Regions from separate parts of the Mus musculus genome. Here all the other regions are linked to region 1. The links are chromatin loops, found by intact Hi-C in ENCODE. Cell type or tissue: left cerebral cortex. All regions are shown on one strand.

What was found. Peaks named below come from ENCODE experiments on the same cell type or tissue, not always from the same donor. Only the 100,000 strongest peaks of a DNase experiment are listed, where the experiment ranks them.
Region 2: it touches region 1 in a loop (4-fold over the local background); 19 of 42 quality-filtered maps call a loop at or near these places.
Region 3: it touches region 1 in a loop (4-fold over the local background); 19 of 42 quality-filtered maps call a loop at or near these places.
Region 4: a loop joins it to region 1, with 2.7 times the contacts of the local background. A loop is called at or near these places in 11 of 42 quality-filtered maps.

Annotation. Positions count from the first base shown.
Region 1 is chr6:142,385,118-142,390,117 of GRCm38, reverse strand. It overlaps Recql (RecQ protein-like), which reads left to right and starts at 3,031. Exons shown (of 15, transcript NM_023042.3): 1 at 3,031-3,096. It overlaps Golt1b (golgi transport 1B), which reads right to left and starts at 2,875. Exons shown (of 5, transcript NM_025872.4): 1 at 2,749-2,875. The coding sequence starts at 2,773. In left cerebral cortex, no CTCF peak of the experiment used is centred here; DNase peaks (open chromatin) are centred at 783 and 2,980; H3K4me3 peaks cover 1,904 bases; H3K27ac peaks cover 669 bases.
Region 2 is chr6:142,516,908-142,521,907 of GRCm38, reverse strand. It overlaps Gm38919 (a long non-coding RNA gene), which reads right to left and starts at 3,721. Exons shown (of 3, transcript XR_869567.1): 1 at 3,692-3,721; 2 at 3,000-3,104; 3 at 2,377-2,497. Gm46979 (a long non-coding RNA gene) reads right to left here and starts at 728. Exons shown (of 5, transcript XR_001785405.1): 1 at 46-728. In left cerebral cortex, a CTCF peak has its summit at 2,581 (motif pointing right); DNase peaks (open chromatin) are centred at 169 and 2,622.
Region 3 is chr6:142,503,142-142,508,141 of GRCm38, reverse strand. It overlaps Ldhb (lactate dehydrogenase B), which reads left to right and starts at 185. Exons shown (of 8, transcript NM_008492.3): 1 at 185-289; 2 at 2,596-2,730. The coding sequence starts at 2,602. In left cerebral cortex, no CTCF peak of the experiment used is centred here; DNase peaks (open chromatin) are centred at 1,570, 2,620, 3,848, 4,261 and 3 more places; H3K4me3 peaks cover 3,442 bases; H3K27ac peaks cover 3,602 bases.
Region 4 is chr6:142,748,615-142,753,614 of GRCm38, reverse strand. No RefSeq gene overlaps it. Among named protein-coding and RNA genes, the nearest start is that of Cmas, 5.6 kb to the left of the region's middle. In left cerebral cortex, no CTCF peak of the experiment used is centred here; a DNase peak (open chromatin) is centred at 2,074.

The DNA.
Region 1 (5,000 bases):
CAACCAAGGCTCAAGTTTCCGATGAGCAACCCATTCCTGGTTGCTGATTCCAAGCATTAGTGTGGGAATCAGTCACACCACAGGCAGCAGGGAGACTACAGACCCAGTCTTCTCACTCTACAATCCTACTAGAGCCATGATTCACGAAGTACATACAGGTCAGAAGGGGACAGACAGCTGCCTGTAGACTCTTTTACCACACTGGCACCAGTCCAATGCTGCCAGGAATCCTCCATGAAATGGGTCAAACCCTTATCACACCCCTTTCTCACCTCCACCTTTTCCGTTGTCCCTATCCTTATCCAGCTGCAAGTTTTCTGAAATCAAAAGGCCTACATGCTGCAGTGATCTTCCTGCCTGTATCATACTTGGGAAAACATAATCTATCTTTATATTTTTCTGCCCATAAAAAAAAAAAAGCTTGATAAAAGCAATCTGAGATATTAGCTAACATAAAGAAAAGACATACTGAAGAAATTTTATAAAGACCAGTTTAGCCCATTGTCAATCACAGCTGACATTTAGTGATGGGGACACCTTCACAGAGCAAGAGCAGCCCCGCCTTCCTCATCACACCCTTTAGGAAACAGAAGAGTCCAACTAAGTAAAACAAATACCACAGCAGCATTTTGCTTAATGTGACAATCCAGATGTAAGCTGGAAGCTGCCCCCATTTCATCTCCTTGAGTAAGTCTTGGCATTTCTTTGGGCTTTGCTGGTATGGGGGAGGGCATACTACAGAATCTTCAGCACATCATGAACTGGCATCTACCCGACTGCTCAGAGCTTGATCAACCTCCTCACAACATCTGAAAGCCATGACTCATGCTGGCACCTTTCTGGGCTGCTAGTGGTTCAACCTCGAAGTCAACACAGACACAGATCTAATCTGAATTTGACCAGCTCTGGTTCCCTAACCACTGGCTATAACTCACCATCTCACCTCAGAAATCAACAAGTGAACATCACAGAATTTCACCATCCCAAGAAATGTGGTAAAACAAGGGGAGAACAGCTTCTTCTGCCCAGAATTCAATCCCTCACTGTGTTACTTTTGTTGGAGAGTGACATTCTCTGCCCTGTGCACAGGGTAATTTATACACCACAGACTTGTACCATCCCAAGATGTGAATGTTGACATCAAGTCTCCTCAGAAGCTAGCTAGTACTACAGTAACAAGAGCAAAGGCTTGTGAACCAGAAATCCCAGGACCATGGCTGTTTCTGCCTTTGTGTGTAACTCAATGTCTTACACGTCCCAATTCATAAATGGTCCATGCCTTCCCATGCTTGTGTAAGAATTAAACGTGTAAGTAAGAAAAGCTGCTCTTCTGGATCCAAGTTGGTTTCCAGCACCCACACCAGGCAGCTAAAAACCGTCTGTAACTATAGCTCCAGGAGGATCCTGTGACTCTGGTCCCCACATGCATGTTAAAAAAACTCATTTAAACAAGCAATTAAGATCACTCTTGTCTATATAACTACATGTTGCACTAAACTGAAACAGGTTCACAAGACTTAGTGACAGTAGGGAAAAAAGGGACACTTTTATTTCTGACTAGAACCAAAGGAGCCTGACTGGACCAATAGACAACACCCCTGGGCTAGAGAAGGTAGCTGTGCAGTCCACAGTAAGACAGAGGGGACTGCCAGGGTGTGGAGGGACTCATAAAGCACCTGTGACACTCCAGTGTGCCACAACTTGAATCTAAATCTTCAAACTCCACTTGAGAATAACTTCAAGGAAGGTTTTTGTTTCACTTCAGTGGGATGTTAGAATCTTGAAAAGCTAAGGTGAATATAGTTTGAAGAAACAAAGTTCATGGTAATGAGCAAAAGTGAGGCAAAAAGAGGTCATACCCATAAAGATATCTTTAAAAAGTAACCAGCTTGGGTAGAATTTATAAATAGAAAAATAATTAAGATTGATAAGAAAACATAGAAAAATGAAGTCACAGAGAAAACGATGGAGATAGGGATAACGCTCTGCTAGTCTGCAGAAACATTTGGCTGAGATGCTCTAATCTCTGGGGCTACAAAAAAAAAAAAAAAGGCAAGACTGAAGACTGCAAAGCTGGTCAGAATGATGAGATAGGCAGAAACAGGATGCTAAAATAGAACACGCCACGAAGTACAGAATACAACACTAATAAAGAAATCCTTTCCCAGTACAGACAGGCAGAGTCCTTCATGCTTGTAATCTCATAACTTTAGAGACCGGGGCAGGATTACAAGTGGGAAGGCTAGCACTGACACAATGAGCGCAAGGCCAGCCTCGTTAACCTACAGTGTGATCCTGGCTCCTAACCCAGAAATCTAAACCATCGAAGTCAATGCTCAGAGCACAAAGTGACTTTTTAACATTAGTAAACTTGGTTGAAACTTAAACGAGCGGAAAACCGAAGTCCTTGTTAAGGGAATTTTGGGTAGGTAGGTAACAGTGGAGTCTGATCACGGCTCTCTACGCCCCCAGCCCACCCCAGCCTTGCAGGCGCTCCGCGCGGGCGGACAGTCCCATTCCCGCCACCCCGGAAACTTGGTCCGACGGCTGTTCCGTGGGACAGAGCACGGGTGCCACCGGGGCGAAGGCGGCGGCGGCACTTGGGCCGAGGCAGGTCGGCGGTCCTCCCGTCACGGCCCCCTCCCTCCCGCGGGCCGCCGCCCCACGCGCGCTCGCTCCATTCATTGCGGGGCGGAGCAGAGGCTGAGGCGGGAGCACCGGCCAACGCTGGGGCCCGGCAGCGCTTACTCTGCGTATCCGTGAGGGAGATCATGGTGGCGGCGGCGAGGACCGCGGTGCTTCGGGGCCCACGCTGCGAAGCCTGGTCCGGAGAAGAGCCTCGGCGACGCCGCCCGGGCCCGAGCCGCCACGTCTTCCGGAAACACGCAGCCGCCGCCGCCGGGCCGCAAGGCCGCGCTCCATTGGCTGCAGCGAGACCAATAGCACGCGCTCTTGTTCGGATGTGCACCCGGACGCCGCACCACGCAGCCAATCAGAGAAGGCAATGGCTTGTGATTGGTGGAGGGGGCTGATCCGGAAGGGTGGGCGCTGCATGCCGGGCGGCGGGAAGGTTTTTACGCGCGGAGCGGCTGACAGGTTCGTGGTGGTGCCGGTTCCGGCGCGTGGGTCCGCGGCTGTCTGCTGGGCGGATAGGAGCTGGGCGTCGTCTCTGCCATCGCTTTCAGGAGCCCTGGTCGCCGCAGCTTGCGCTTCTGCCTCGTCTGTGGAGCCGGCGGGGTGGAGGGATGCGCTCAGGGTTAGCGTGCGTTTTCCTTCCGCACTGATGACAGTGGACCTGGTTCACGTTTTTTGACTGACAGACCTCTTTGTAACTTAGTTCTTGGATATATTTCGTGCTACGCTATGTTTTGCTGTGAAGTTGCCTAATTTAGGCAAGGGGTAGGTTATTGGCAGCAAAGTCCAAAAATATATATATATTTGAAGTAGTGGCAGGAAATGAACTTAGACCGAATCTCTCCTAAGCGAAGAGAAAGCGCCTGTTTTTAGGTTCCGGAAAAGGCATTTTTTTTTTTCTAGGCTGTTTACAAAAGTGAAGAGATTCAGGCTCTGCCATGATACAGGACCTTAGAGTCCATGGGCAGAATAGTATCAGTCTAGGAAGTGATAAGGAGATGTTCTCATACGTGAGGAAGGAGGAGTCTTGATTTAAACCCATCCTTAAATGTCCGTTAGTTTTGTCCTTACTCTTTAATCAGGGCTTATCTGTCTTAACAGCCATGCACAGGAAGGGTACAAATTCGATAAAGGAAACAGTTCAAGTGAGAATAGGCGGGTGCAGAATCTGTCTTTGGAGAGCACTCTTAGGTTTAGCAAATATAAAATTAAGCAATATATAACACACTTTCAAACGTTTGTTTTTTGCTTTTATGTAATGGTGACAGATTGTCATTGATTGAGCAAAAAAGTTGTTCACAACAGTTCATGAACACAATGAGGTCCTTGGCCCCTAACACAGAAAACTAAAACACCACCCCAAAAAAAAGCCTGTGTTCTGAGTACGAATGACTTTAAAATTAGCAAACTGTTGAAACTTAAATAGGCAGAAAACCTAAGTTCTTCCAAGGGAATTTTGGGCAGGTTACACGTCTACCCAAATAATTACTAAAAATACAAAATTAAGCAAAATATAACATGCTTTCTAATTTTGTTTTTATGTAATGGTAACAGATTGTCATTGAGCAAACATAACAGTTTGGGGAGTTAAATGTTCAGGCCAAGTTTTAATCTTTAAATTTTAATATAAGTCATGTTTCCTTCCACTTGTAACTGTCCCAGATTCTTTTAAGCCAAAAGAGTACTAGTGTGTACCTCACCCCCCCTCTGCAAGTGAGCAAATTTTATAGAGAAATGGAGTAAGCTCCCGCAGAAGAGAGGAGGCTCTGGAAATTATTTACTTAGAATATTAATTTCTTTTAAGTAGGCATTTAACTGTAACTCTCTAAAGCAACTGTGCAGTATACTGCCAAGTAGTTTATTTATTTGTTTATCCATTCATTTATTTACTTTTGAAAAAAATCTATCCTTATTTGTAAGGTGAGTCCTGCCAGGCATGGCTGTGCATGCTTTTAGTTTCAGTACCTGGGAGGCAGCCACCCCAGTTTTTAAGTCAGAGAGAAAGCCACAGAGGAACAGTATGTCATATTGCTAAGGTACACATGGGCCTAGTGGCAGAACTATTTAATATTCGGCCTTTTGGCTTTATCACTTTAAAACAGTAGGATATTTGGTAAGTATTGTTGACATTCTATTTGGCACCAACATCTGTAAGATTTTTTAAAAACTATATTGCTTTGTAACTTTTTTGTATATAATAGTGACAGATTGACTGAGCATTATTGATAGTACTGGTTTTGTTTAGTTTCTGTTTTGTGGTGCTAGAGATTAAACTCATGACCCTGTATAGATGAACATGCTAAAGCCAAAAGGCAAAGCAAGCAGAGCTAAGACTTAAGATAGTGGAGAAAGGTAGCCGGGTGTGG
Region 2 (5,000 bases), 130 kb before region 1:
TGAGTCATGAAGATGTTTGTAAGGCTTTGTCCCCGTTCTCCTCACCTTGGCAAGAATCGACGGTCCCTAGACCCCAGAATAGCTCCACATGTGACTCCCAGCTGACTGGGACGCAGACCGCACCTGGCATGGTGAGCATGGAGCATTCCCAAAAAAGTGATGACCCAGAATCCATCGTCCTGCCAGAATCAGGTCAGAGGAACTTAAGGGGAGAAATCTGCCGCCTGAAACATCTTTATGGTATGAGAAGTACCTTTGTATGGTAGCTTGAATTGTATACAGCATTGAAAGGCATTGTCGTCCATGGTTAAGAATCAGATGAGTGTTGGGCTTGGAGCTCAGTGGGAAAGCGCTTGCCTAGTGTGTAGTGAGGCTCTCAGCATCCCTCCAAAATGTCCCAACATAAACCTCTGTCTGTCTCTCTGACACTATGCTAATCAGAGAGTGAGTTATTCTGAGCCTATGCCTGGGAGATCAGTGAGTGAAGTCTCTTAGCCAACAGAGAAGCAAACATAAGTCTATCAAGTGGCGTGGCCCAGCCCACATCTCAGACTGAAGCGTGTGGCCCAGGAGTCGATTTTACTGCGATGTTCACCTGTTATTTTTTTAATTTAGTACTGTTGCCCAGGGATGTGCTGATAAAATGCCTCAATTCAAAACTGAATTCTATCCTAGCAAAATGTTTGTTTCCCAGAGTAGTCTGAATGTAACCTCCAAATAAATAATAAAGAGCTAATTTTATTGTAAGGAGTTGATCTGGAATGAAGAATACAAAATGGCTTTATTCACCCTGTTTCTGTAAGAGTCAAGCAGCAGGGAATGACTTTTTGAAATGTATTTGTTTTGTATTTGTGGCGGTGTTTTGTCTGTGTTTGTGTACATGAGCACATCTGGTGCCTGTGGAGGCCCGAGGAGGGCATTAGACGCCCTAAAACTGGAGTTACAGATGGTTGGAAGCTTCTAAGGCGCTGGGAATTGAACCTGGTTCCTCTGGCAGAGCATCCAGCCCTCCTAACCCCTGAGCTATCTCCCCATCCCCATTCTGTTTTTCTCGACTCACAGATCACCATAGCTCTACTCTTCTATGAAGACATGCTGTTACAGAACTGAACAGGCCTCACGTTAAAAAACCCATGGTTGGCTAACATCTACTTACCATTGAGTGCATACCATGAATGTCCTTTGAGGTCTGGGTTACCTCATTCAGGATGGTATTTTCTAGTTCCATCCATTTGCCTGAAAATTTTATGATGTCCTTGTTCTTAACGGCTGATAGTATTCCATGATACAACTCACAGACTGGAGGAAGCTTAACAAGAAGAGAAGCCCAAGTGTGGGTACCTGAAACCCACTTAGAACGGGAGCAAAATAATCATGGGAGGCAGAGTGAAGGAGGAAACTGGGTGGGAGAGGGGAAGGGAAAAGGTGGGGGCAGGGTCAGGTATGGGGAGAGACAGGAGGGATGTCCAGAGGGCCAGGAGAATGGATGGAATTATGCAGCAGTGGGGGCGAGGGGGCAGGGAAAACCTCTAGAAAGTCCCAGAGACCTGGGATATGAGAGGCTACCAGGACTCAATGGGGATGACCTTACCCGAAATGCCCAACAGTGGGAAGATGGAACCTGAAGAGACCACCTCCAGTAGATAGACAGGGCAGAGCCCCCAGTTGAGGCAGGGGGGCTTACCAACCCATTTTCAAAATTTTTAACTCAGAATTGTTCCTGTCTAAAGGAAATGCAGGGTCAAAAATGGAACAGAGACTGAAAGAAAGGCCGCTCAGCGACTGGCCTAATTTGGGATCCATTCCATGCATGCAGACCAAATCCTGACACTATTCCTGAGGCCATATTGTGCGTGCAGACAGGAGCCTGGCATCGCTGTCCTTGAAGAGGCTCTATCAGCAACTGACTGAGACAAATGCAAATACTTATTGCTAACCATTGAGGTCAGGGGCAATGTGGAAGACTTGGAGGAAGGACTGAAGGAGCTGAAGGGGATCAAAACCCCTTATGAAAAACAACAGTGTCAACTAACTGGACCCCTCAGAGCTCCCAGAGGCTAAGCCAAAAACCAAGGAGCATACATGGTTTAGTTCATGGCCAGCCCCTGGCACATGTGTAGCAGAGGACTGCCTTTTCTGGCCTCTGTGGGAGAAGATGTGCTTAAGTGGAAATTTGATGCCCCAGGGAAGAGGGATGCTGGTGGGGATGAGGTGGGGTGGGTAGACAGGTCGGAGAGCACCTTCTCAGAGGCGGGACGGGGAGGGAGATGGGTGAAGAACTCAGAGAGGGGGACCAGGAAGGGGGGCAACTTTTGGAATGTAACTAAATAATATAATAATAATAATAATAATAATAATAATAATAATAATACGAACCCATGATTATGCACCCCCCACGTGGTTGGTTTCAAACCATGATAGAAGGTTGGTGAAGAGCAGGGTTGTAGTCCCGGGGGTAGAGCGAATACCCAGCATGCCCTTGGTTAGATTTCCTGTACTGCACAATAAGAGCAGGAAGAAAGGGGGAAAGAAAAAGAGTTGTGTAGGGAGCGCTAGTTTAAATTGTGTGCAGGTCTACAGAACTTCCAGCAGGTGGCAGTGTTTACAAATATTATGATGCCACAAAGTCACCACAGCTAATTTCCAAATAGAGGTGTCCAAGAAGGGGATTTGGTTCTCGGTTGAGCCCAGAGCCATCCCTCAGATGCGCCCTTCACTGCCACCAAACAAGAGCCTTTAAGCTTTGGCTAAAGCTGCCTTTCCGGCTACTGTACCATTGTCTTTGGAATGTGCTGTGTCACCATTTGCAGATAATTTTTTCCTGTGGGGCTGCCCTACAAATCACAGATCAAGAATACTGGCTTTAGTAAGTGACAATGAGTTTGATTAACCTTATTTGAGAAATTTTATGTAAGATCTTTGAACTATGTTTTAAGTTCTGGTCTGCCTCCCTTCTCCCATACAGGGTTCCCTGTAGCCCAGGCTGGTCTCAGACTCACTACGTAGCCAAGGATGGCATGGAGCTTCAACTTCTGATCCTCCTGCCTCCACTTCTCCAAGGCTGGAGTTGAAGGTGTATCCACCATTCTTGGTTTAATGCGGTGCTAGGACAAGAACCCAAGATTTGGTACATTAGAGGTGGACACTCTACCAACTGAGCTATGATGCACTCCACGCCTCAAATACTGTTTCTTTCCCGATATTTGTACATGGTAAGTTTCAGAGCACTGTTTGCCTAGTGTTAGCTAGATCAACAGTGTTTTGGGCATGCATAAACACAGGACTAGCTTCTATTGACATGCACACAAGTGACCACAATGCTCATGGTGGACCTGTTACCTAGCAACAAATGAGTACCCATCACACTTCTTAAAAGATAAGGCCTCATGCAAACCATTTAACCATATCCTTACCTCGGCTGAACAGTAGGAAATCATCTGAGTTCATGGCTCCCATTCTCACCTCCATACCATAACCTTGGCCTCCCCATTTAATCTTCCTGTTTTCAAGCCCTCACAGGACCAAGAGCCTCCCCTCTCATTGATGCCAGACAAGGCCACCCTCTGCTACATATGCAGCCGGATCCATGGGTCCCTCCATGTGTACTCTGGTTGATGGTTTAGTTCCTGGGAGCTCTGGGGGTCAGGGGTCTGGCTGGTTATATTGTTGTTTTTTCTATGGGGTTGCAAACCTCTTCAGCTCCTTCAGTCCTTCCCCTAATTCCTCCACTGGGGTCCCCGTGCTCAGTCCAGGAGGCTGGCTTTGCAAGCATCTGCATCTGTATCCATAAGGCTCTGGCAGAGCCTCTCAGGAGACAGCTATTGTACAAAGTAGTCACTGAGATTGGTCCTCTCCTGTCTTCATCTTCCCATCTTCCCAGTGCATCTCAGAACTCCTGAAAAAGATATTTTCAGAATTAGATTCTGTATATGTAAGTCCTGCCCTTATTTCCCTCAATTATAGAGCTGTTTTGGTATTTATTTGTTCCCTGATTTGGGAATCCTGGGGATTAAACCCAGGGCCTCTGCAAACTAAGCATCAACTCTACCACAGAGCTACACTCACAGACTACATTCAGATCCTATATACTCAGAGTCATCCGAGGTCCTTGGAGCATCTTTAAAGTATTATCTATCGCTTATGTTCAGCCACTTTAGAATTCCTGTGCCTTTTAAAACAGAACTCCTTCCAAAGACGGGTATAACAGTTATATCTGTTACACCTCCCTCCCACCCCCCACCCCCTACCCCCAGGGTTTCATGTGCCTGAGCTGGCTTTGACCTCACTCTGCAGCCATGGACAATCTTGCACCACTGATCCTCCTGACTCTCCTTCTTAAATAGGTGCTGGGATTACAGCTATGTAACAGCAGATCAGTTTATGAATCAAACCCAGGGCTTCCAACATGCGGAGCAAGCTTGTTACCACCTGAGCTACAGCTCAACCCCATTTTTGCTACTCTTTTTGAAAGCTAGTGTGACGTATTTAGTGTGTTGATACATGGTTGCAAGTATGCAGATCACGGGTGTAGGATACCACAGAGTCTCACACAGCAAACATCGTCTACAGATAAAACTCATCTCCAGAGAATGAGCCTTGCTGGACAGCCCGTTGTGACCAACTTTCATCAGAACGCCCGCCATCCTGGCTTCTTACAGCAGCCATCCACATGTACTTTAAAAATGGTTACTCAGAGTGTAACTATTAGTTACTTTTCTACTACGTGATGAAACATCAGGACCAAGACAGCTGATGGAAGGAAGGATGTATCCATCCTCATCACAGTGGGAGGGATCATAGCAGGCAGCAGGCAGCAGGCAGCAGGCAGCAGGCACAGCACTGAAAGCAACATCTGAACAGGAAGCAGAGTGAGCGAACTCACATTAGCCAGAGTCTTAAGGTATAAATAACATCAATTAATGAGGTGCTCATTCTTATCATTTGCCTCCAATAAGCCATTCCTCTTCCTCCTTTCCTGTGTGTGCATCATGTTAGTAAAC
Region 3 (5,000 bases), 120 kb before region 1:
TTACGGAATAAGTGCCTCAGCGGAAGGTGACCTCTAACTTTAGAGAGCGGGGGAGAGCGCGTGCACACTCCAGCCTTGTCCTTGAAGGAGATTGAACGAGCCGAGGGGAGGGATAGACCCGTCTCGGGTTTCCAATCACAATGGAGAAAGCTAGGAGGCTGGAGCGCCGCGGCCCCGCCTCCTCCTCCTCCTTCTTGTAGAGCCGGAGTCTGCGATCCGCAGAGCAGCAGCCTGCTGACTTTGCAGTGGCTCCCCTGCCTCAGCGCGCCGCAGAGCCTCCTCTTTTCTGGTAGGTCTGAATCCAGGATCCCAAAACCTGACTTAACTGAACATCAGGGTGTGTGTTGTGGGAGTAGGGAGTGCAGAGGTGTTATTGTTTGGCAGAACAGGAGGAAGGAGCTACGTACGACACATCCACTCTTTGGGGCCTTTGTCCCTGAGCATTCATGCCCCTACCTATTTCTTCTTTGTGGTTTTGGGTGGCAAGCCGAGCGAGCAGAGGTGCGCAGCTGAGCTCCCGACTCGGTCTGCACCTTGGTACAGCCTGAGCACAGGGTGGTCTCGGGCCTGTGTGCTATCAATAGAAAGACTTGTAACGTAAGGTAAGTCAAACCTAGTCTCTTCAAGTCCTTGGCAGTTAGCACATCACCCATCAGCTGCGATGCAGCCTGGGGCGCAAGCCAGGGCAGCGCGCCCAGTGGCCGGGGAACCGAGCAAGGTCTAGGTGGGTCCCTGTGAAGGTTGGAAGGTCTTGCACCTGGTGATGGAGAACGGTCCCAGCTATTTTAGCAATGAGGATAAAGGAAAGTTCGGTCCGGAACACCAGGCTTCGTCCCCTCTCACGCTGCCCGCCCTGCAGCCGGGTACTTGCTGGGCCTCTTTAGATGCGCTAGGATTTTGTTTACTTCTTGTGCTAAGTGTGGAAGCCTAGGCTTTCCCCCTGGAGACCGTAATCGAGGTGTGCGCTGGTGTCTCCCTCGTGACCTGCTTTGCACAGGAGGAAAGGTGGCTTGGGTGTCACGGAACTGAACAAGCTCCGACAGCACCTGGGGTCGGGGGTAGGGTGAAGGATATGACTGGTTTTAATGGAGAAATTGGAGGCCATACCCGGGCATTAAGAGTTAACATAGGTGATTCTCTGCGGAGTCGTCCTTAGCCTCTGACCTAGACCACTGGTTCTTATCCACAGGAGATGGGAATGTGGGGGCACCCTGAGGCGAGGGTGTTTTTTCCTGTTCCTTTCTCTCTACAGTCAACTCCCTGATTTGACACAGGCTTGCTACAACGCAAACTATTTTCTTCTCATTCTCTATCACTGTGGGAGGTGGGGGTGGGAGGAGAATACACGCTGAACTTCAGTCTAGATATCTGCCTGTGCTTGCTGGATCTTCAACACTGCCGCTTTTGAAATTCCCCAAAGCGATTTAAAATGTTTTCAGGACAGCTTCAACGTTCCAGCGTTTCAGATAGCATCCCAGGATGATGGAGGGTGACCTTGGCCTCTCCTGACTCTCCTACCTCCACCTCCCAAACGTTGGGACTCCAGGCCTTCCTAATGTTCTCTGGAGCCTATCAGATTTTAAGCCAACTAACAAAAATAAACTTGGTGTGGGCAGGCTTTGGGGAGGCTCTGCTTTTCTTACTGTTGAGGCTACTCAGCTGAAACTGCCTAAGACACAGGGCCTGACTGGATTCATTTTAAGGTTGGTGCTTTGTCCAAACCCTCCCACAGCAGTTCATCTTCCCACCCACCAAAAAACTACAAGTGTAATTCTCTAAGGCTAAAATAACCCTCTAAAATCTCTAAAATAGCTCTGGAAGCAGTACACATTAGGAGGGAGGCTTTAAAACAACAAAAATAAGTTATGGAGCAAAGTAGTTGTGATTGCTTCAAGTACTTCACTCTGGACAACTAAGGGTTCCTTACTGGGTTCATTAACTAAGCCAGGTTTTGTTACTTAGCCCTTTACAGATTAGAAGTGAAAATGAAGGTAAAGGGAACGAACTGGCTGGGCTGTGGAACCTATAGGGAGCCTCAGCTGTGATGAACCACGCTAAAAAGAAACAAACGGAAGCAATCAGCGTAGATTATTAACATTGATAACTTTTCTGTGAAGACACTTTGTCAGGAGGGCAGGGCCATAACTTTTGTGAGATTTTAAGTACAAAAATCAGTCTTTGTCTTCCACAATTATTTGTAATGAAAATTACAATTCATATTGGCTTTAAACAAGCTTAAAAATAAGTTAGCTGGTTAACATGGTTAAACACAAATTCCTTATAGGGACAAAAGAAAGAAACGAGCTTGCTTCAGTATAATTATCTGTATCTTTAGCCAGTAGTTTGCACTTACAGCAGAAAGGTCACAGAAGGGATGGTGGCAACTTAATGGCTTGCATGGAGCTCTCTGCTCTGGGGAAGCATTTTGGTTTAAACTGGTGGAGAACTTTGCACTGAGTCCTGCATTCGGTGAGATGTGGTTCCTTCAGGGCTTCTGTTGAGCTATACTTTCAAAATTGAAGCTGTGACATTTTGGGCTACTTCTCAGTCAGATTCCGTGCATGTAAATCACATTGATCGCCCCTTCTCTTGCAGGACAAGATGGCAACCCTTAAGGAGAAGCTCATTGCGTCCGTTGCAGATGATGAGGCTGCCGTCCCGAACAACAAGATCACTGTAGTGGGCGTTGGACAAGTGGGTATGGCATGTGCCATCAGCATTCTGGGAAAGGTATGCTTGAAGAGCACCATAGGTCACAATTTCTGCAGGAGTTTGTAGTTTGTTTGAGGAGCCTAGGTCTGTGTTGTCGTCAGACCCCCTCAGGCATCTGAAATAACTTGGAAAAATTACACGTACTTTTCAGTACTTGTTATGGGAGGTTTCTGGTCACTCTTTGTGTGACCACTCTGGAACTGCTTCCAGAGTTTCTTAACACCACTGCAGTATTGTGGTGTCCTCCCGTCATACTCATATTCATATTTAAAACTCTCCAGGTTGTCAAAACCACACCCCTTATAGCTGGTTTTGCCTCAATCCAAGGCATGCATTTTATATCCTTACTGTATATCTTTTTCTCTGTTCTGCAAGCTTTTGACTTTTTTTAATTTTTATTTTTAAAAAAAAAAAGGTCAGTTTCATGGCATCTTCTTCAGTGCCTGCTTTTCTGGTGTCTCCTTGTGATTTATCTCATTGTATCTGTTGGGTGGGCCCCATACCAAGAGGGATAGCATAGTGACTTGCCTCGTTTCTGTGGTGGTAAACTGAGCTCTGTGGCTGGAAAATTTAGATGCAGTGGAATCTGTCCTCTTAGGACATGTTTGTAGAGTTTTTTGTAGAGACATGCTTGCTGAACTTTGAAGAATGTCTTCCTATCTTCAAACTTTGAACCTCTGGCTTTATTTTGAAGTGATTTCAAGTGTAATAGAAATTTGTAAAGATTATTTTGATAATGAACACTTCCACATATGCATCTTTCAGATTTATCAACCTGCTGCATTTTGCTTTGTCTCGTACTCTCTCTACTTCCTTCCTCTTCTCTCTTGCTCCCTCTCTCTATATATGTACATGCATATGTATATACACACATATGTATATATGCATTCCTTTAACCAGCTGAGCATATCTTGGCAAGATCAAAGTTTCTGAGTTCTCCAGCTTGTTTCCACAGTCATTGTGGCCCGAAGCTCTCGACATCAGTTGTAAGCTGCTTTGGTGTCTCCAGACTTGACCTTCCTTCTGCTGTCTAACTGTCTAGACTCCTGGCTGCCCTTACACACACCCTTTGCCGTTCACACCATGGCTTCTTTATGTTCCTCTTAGTTTTAGTGGCTTGAGGCCTTGCCTGTTCTGAGAGCTTCCTTAAATGTAGGAAGAGAGAGAGAAGCAAGCTGGCAGCCCCTCCCCCCACCCCCTGCCCGCCCTGGGTAGAGCACACTGACCCTTTTGTGTGGTAGCTGCTTGAATTCCTCCCACCAAGCATATTCCTTCTGCTTGTGAAGTTTAATGTGTTGTTTTGTTGGGGATTGAGCCCAGGGACTCTTTTGTATGCTAGGCAAGCATTCTACAACTAAACCCCTGAGTTCTGTTCTTGACCTTTTTTATTTATATTGTTTTTAAGAGTCTGTATGTATCTCACGCTGGCCTCAAACTTGTGACTGTTCCTGCTTGTGGGGATTGAATGTTGGGGTTACCTTACCAGTGTGGGCTATCGTGCCTGACCCTAAACTTTAACTTCTTTGGTGTTTTGCCTGAATAGATGTTTGTGCACTCCTGCCCAAAATGGCCGCCTTAGAAGAGCGTGTTGTTTGCTCTGGAATTAGAGTTTAAGATGTTGTGAGCCACCACGTGGGTTCTCGGGATCTAGACTGATTCCTCTACAGGAGCAGCCAGGGCTCTTAGCCACTGCGCCACCCCTCTAGCCACCGTGTGACCTTTAAGTTCTCAAGGATCAAACTGTGAATCTTTTAACTGAGAAACAATTATCAAAGGACTCATCGGTGTGTGTTCTTTTCTCCTTTCTCTAGCTACTTTTTAATTAACTAGATACTTATGATAGGTGATAGTTTCCTGAAATGTAGGGGTTTTAAATGGTCTTTATTTAGTGTTGACTCTTACTTTGGTTAAAACAATTGAGCTTACATTTCTTTTAAAAATGTGTGTGTGTATGTGTGTATGTGTTATATACACATAAAATTAAAGAAAATATCTAAAGTGTGGTGTCGGGCATGATGGCACATGCCAGTAATCCCGACATCCAGGAGGTGGAGCAGGGGAGGGCATTACAAGTTTGAGGTGCTCTATTTTAAATAACTGGTAAACTTAAAAACTTTTCTTTTGTGTGTATGGTGTGTATTACTGTTTTGTTCTGGGGTCTCCTCTAAAAAAACCAGGTTGGCCTTAGTATCTTGGCGGTCCCTCTTGCATCAGTTCAACCTTCCAGGTGCTGCGATTCTTGGCCTGTTATCACCTCATCCTCATAGGAACTTGTCTTACCCTTGTTT
Region 4 (5,000 bases), 360 kb before region 1:
AAATAGCCCCTTTTATAGTGAGTCAGGCACACCTAGCTGTTGCCAGGTAACTGTGGGGCGGAGCCTAGATGAAATGCCAACAATATCATCTTTATTCTCACCCTCCATACACTGATATTTCTTCTTAATTACATTTGCTAATGCTAGAAGGACATCTGTGTTCCCAATGACTGACAGAAATCTTGGAACACAACCCTTTTGTTGCACCTGTATCCTCACTCATTGGTAAAGGACAAGCATTTATTAAAAACAGTAATGACCACAGGACTCTCCTAGGTATGGTAGAGGAGAGCTTTTACTGTAGAAATGATGCAGAGCATAGCCAGAGGCATCTGGAAGGGTCCAGACTGACCCAGGAGGGTGAGGTGAGAGGAGAGAGGAGCAGAGAGACTGCCTGGGAACCCAGAGACCAAGAGTCCAAGAGGTTAAAAAAGGACCAGTAGCCAAAATTGCTGAATTTATATAGGAATTCGAGAAGCTGGGGGGTGAGAAGGTGGGAGGTGGGGGAAGGTAAGCTCAGCCCCTGGGCTGGAGAGTTTAGGGTAGGGGGTGGAGTATGCCAGTCAGGAGGAGTCCTAACAAGTACTGAAAGCGTCTGGGAGAACCTGGTGGCCAGGTCCTCTTTGATATGTTAAAAAGGCACCCCAGCTAGCCTTTTGTCCTGAGTTTGAGACATAATAAAATGGGTCTGAAGCATATTAGGAAGCCTAGAAAATAAGGAAACTGGAGAATTTTACTCAGCCCTGTTAATGCCCCATGAAAATAAAATATATTTAATAAATAGATTGTAGCAGGATCCCATGTTGAAAATGCAGGTCGTAATTAGAAGCTACTCAGGCCCGGGTTGTCCTTCACACGGGGCAGCAGGTTCTGTTTTCTAAGGGCATGTGCTATTTGCAGATTCCGGTTTTTGTTACATTCTGGTATCTGCGGTCTGGGTGGGGCTCCCCTCCTGTTACATTCAGGCTAAGACGTTGCCAGATGCCTCCGAAGCTGAAAAGGAAAAGGAAAGTGTTTTGCCCTTCATCTCTAGACTGGAAGTCACTGCCAACTTTGTTTTTAGTGCCATTATGAAACCAGTTTTGGGTACAGAGGTCTGTGACTTTTCAGGTCGATGGCAAACAGTTTCAAAGGCTGGGCGAATAGTTCAGTAGGTAAAATGCTTGCCCGTAAGCATGATGACCAGAGTTTGATCCCCAGCACCCTTTAAAACAACAACAACAACAACAACAACAACCAGCCCAGTAAATGCCGGGCAAGCCTGTACGCTGGGAAAGTAGAGACAGAAGATGCAACGGTTTGCTGGTCAGCCAGTCCTGTGCTCCAGGTTCAAGAAAGAAACAGTGTCTCGAAAAATAAGATGAAGAGGAAGTGAGGAAGACACTTGATATTGACCTCTGACCTCCAAATGCACATATGAACACACACACTGATGCTTTGTAACACGAGGTACGACGCCGTGGGAAGGGGTGTCTTAGTGCCGCCCCCCCCCCCATCTTAGCCCAATGATGGGTCCAGTATAAAAGGAAGCTTATCTGGGACATGGGAAGGAGGTCTGGCGAAGGGAGAAGAGGCAGAGAAAGCAAGGGGACAGAGAAGGACAGAAGGCAATGGTTTGCAATCTGTGGGTGCCGATCCCTGTGGAGGTTTAATGATCCTTTCACAGGGGTCGTCTAAGAACAACAGAAAACACACACGTTACCATTGTGATTCATAACAGCAGCAGCATTACAGTTATGAAGTAGCAATAAAGCCAATTTTATGGTTGGGGGTCACAACAACATGAAGAACTGTATTAAAGCCTCAGCCTTAGGATGGTTGAGAATCACTGCCATGGGGTCTAGTGGTCTTGTAAGACGCTGGAGAGCTTTAGCTTACTGGGGACTCCCTGAGTGAGAGCTGGGAACTGATGCAAAAAGCAAGAGGAATTTATTGTTCCAACATGTTGGAGTCGCCCTGCACATGGAGAGAGAGAATGAGCACGCACAGCCTGTCCGTTGAGCCATTATACAGTTCTCCAGGCAGCACCCATTAGGCACAATGTGATTGGCAGAGCAGTGTGACGTTTAAACTGATTGGCCTATAGGGAAAGAGGTGGGTGGCCAATGGTATCCGAATGAGTCTATGAGCTCTGGTGGTTGGCCCCTCCTCCTCGTGGTCTGAGGACTGTAACTAGCCCCTCCCTTCCGGACAGGAGAGGTGCCTATGGTCTTTATGACCTTTCGCTTCCAGGAGGGGAGAAAATTCCAGTGGAATTTTCTAAAGTTCCCGAACTGACATCTTGCATCTCTAGTTTCTTGTGATATTTGCCTGGCTTGGATGAGGAAGAATTCTCTGGTCTACTTCCTTAAGCATGTGTGTGTGCTGTGCATATGTGCACATGTGTGTGTGCTGTGCATATGTGCACATGTGTGTGTGCTGTGCATATGTGCACATGTGTGTGCTGTGCATATGTGCACATGTGTGTGCTGTGCATATGTGCACATGTGTATGCTGTGCATATGTGCACATGTGTGTGCTGTGCATATGTGCACATGTGTGTGTGCTGTGCATATGTGCACATGTGTGTATGCTGTGCATATGTGCACATGTGTGTGTGCTGTGCATATGTGCACATGTGTGTGCTGTACATATGTGCACATGTGTGTGTGCTGTGCATATGTGCACATGTGTGTGTGCTGTGCATATGTGCACATGTGTGTGTGTGCTGTGCATATGTGCACATGTGTGTGTGCTGTGCATATGTGCACATGTGTGTGTGCTGTGCATATGTGCACATGTGTGTGTGCTGTGCATATGTGCACATGTGTGTGCTGTGCATATGTGCACATGTGTGTGCTGTGCATATGTGCACATGTGTATGCTGTGCATATGTGCACATGTGTGTGTGCTGAGCATATGTGCACATGTGTGTGTGCTGTGCATATGTGCACATGTGTGTGTGCTGTGCATATGTGCACATGTGTGTGTGCTGTGCATATGTGCACATGTGTGTGCTGTGCATATGTGCACATGTGTGTGTGCTGTGCATATGTGCACATGTGTGTGTGCTGTGCATATGTGCACATGTGTGTGCTGTGCATATGTGCACATGTGTGTGCTGTGCATATGTGCACATGTGTGTGTGCTGTGCATATGTGCACATGTGTGTGTGCTGTGCATATGTGCACATGTGTGTGCTGTGCACATGTGCACATGTGTGTGTGCTGTGCATATGTGCACATGTGTGTGTGCTGTGCATATGTGCACATGCTTAGGGAATTTACCTGTGCCTGGACTCTGTGCAAATATTTTGTTGTAAATTCAACTTCTAGGATTGTTTTCTAAAAAGGGATTTTCCCAGAGTTTCTATTTCTTTTTGAGTCAGTTCAGCAGTTTGTGAGTTTTTTGAATGAACTTGTTTTACCTAAGTTGTCTAATCTATTTAAAGCATGACTATATCCATCTTTATCAGTACTAACTTTTGCTCAAATTCCAGCAGCCATTTGTCCATAATTCTAGCACTTGGGAGACTGAGGCAGTAGGGTCAGGAGCTCAAGGCAAGTCTCAGCAACAAAGTGAGTTTGAGTCTATCTGGGGGATACATGAGAACTTGCCACAAAATGCTAATAACAAGCAGTATTTCAATAAACGCCCATAGGTTCCCCATGTGCACACCTGTATTCCTAAAGTTATATGACATCCACAGAATTGGCTTCTTGCTGATTTCATAGTGTTGGCTTCTTTCCTCGGAAGATATACCTGATGCTGAACTTTTATTTAAGGTGAGAATTGGGAATTCCTTTCATGGATTCCTCTTTCTCTTGGCTCGACTGGACTGTCAAACTTGGGTGCTGCATCAGCACTCTGGCTGTGAAGACACACCTCCAGCCCGACTTTTAATATCTTTTCTCTTGACCTTGGTGACTTCACTTCACATTTATCTTTCATGCCGTTTATCGTATTTTCAGCAGTACCTAATCCCATTCTGCTTCTTCTGGTGCCATCTTGTACTTGGTCTTCAACTTCCCCCTCTTTTCTGATTTCTAACACTGTTATTTCTCTGTATTTCCTTTAAAATGTATGTATGTATGTATTTATGTATGTATGTATGTATGTATGTATGTATATATGTATGCAAGCATGCACATATGTATGTATTTATGTGTGTGAGTGTGCAGGTATGTGCACTGGGGCTGGCATATGCAGAGGCCACCACAAGATGGTTGGTGTCATTTTCTATTGCTTTCCTCTTTACTGCCTTGAGCCAAGCTCCCCCACTGAACCCAAAACTTACCTTTATACTATTATAAGAGACATACTGACCAGTGAGCTCCCAGGATCTGCGTGTCTCTGACCTCAAGTGTTAAGATTATAAACCCTCACTGTTTTTTTTTTTTGTAGGTGCACTGGGTAGAACAGGGCAAAGGGCAGGGGAGGGGGCAGGAGCAGGGCTGAAGGATGGGGGCAGGGCGTGGGATGGGCATCACATTCAGGTTCCCATGCTTACCCTGCTCTTGCCTGTCAAGCCAGTTCCTCAGCATGCCTTTGCTCATCCGTATCCCTGCTGCATGTTCTTGTCTCTCATGAAACAACTCCATCCAAGGGAGTTCGTAGGACAGTAGGAAAGAGGGAGGGAGTTAATACCATATGTGTAGAGGTGTCCTCAGAGTCCAGAACAGAACTGGGTGTCATGGCTCAACAAGAAGGAGCTCCAGGTAGTTGTGAGCCACTAGACGTGGATGCTGGGGACCAAACTCAGGTCTTCTGGAAGAGCAATAAGAGTTTTTAACCGCCGAACCATCTCTCGAGCTGGTCTGTTTGGTTCTTGAAGGGAGGCAAAGCTTCTCTTCCACTGCCAGGAAGCAAAGGTTGTGGTTCGGGTCGTAGAGTGCTCACCGAGCATGTCTGAGGCTCTGGGTTCAATTCCTAGCACTGCATGAAACCAGGCATGGCGCCTATATATGATCCTGGCGCTAGGGATGTAGATGAGAAGTTCAAGGCCATCCTTTGCAACATAG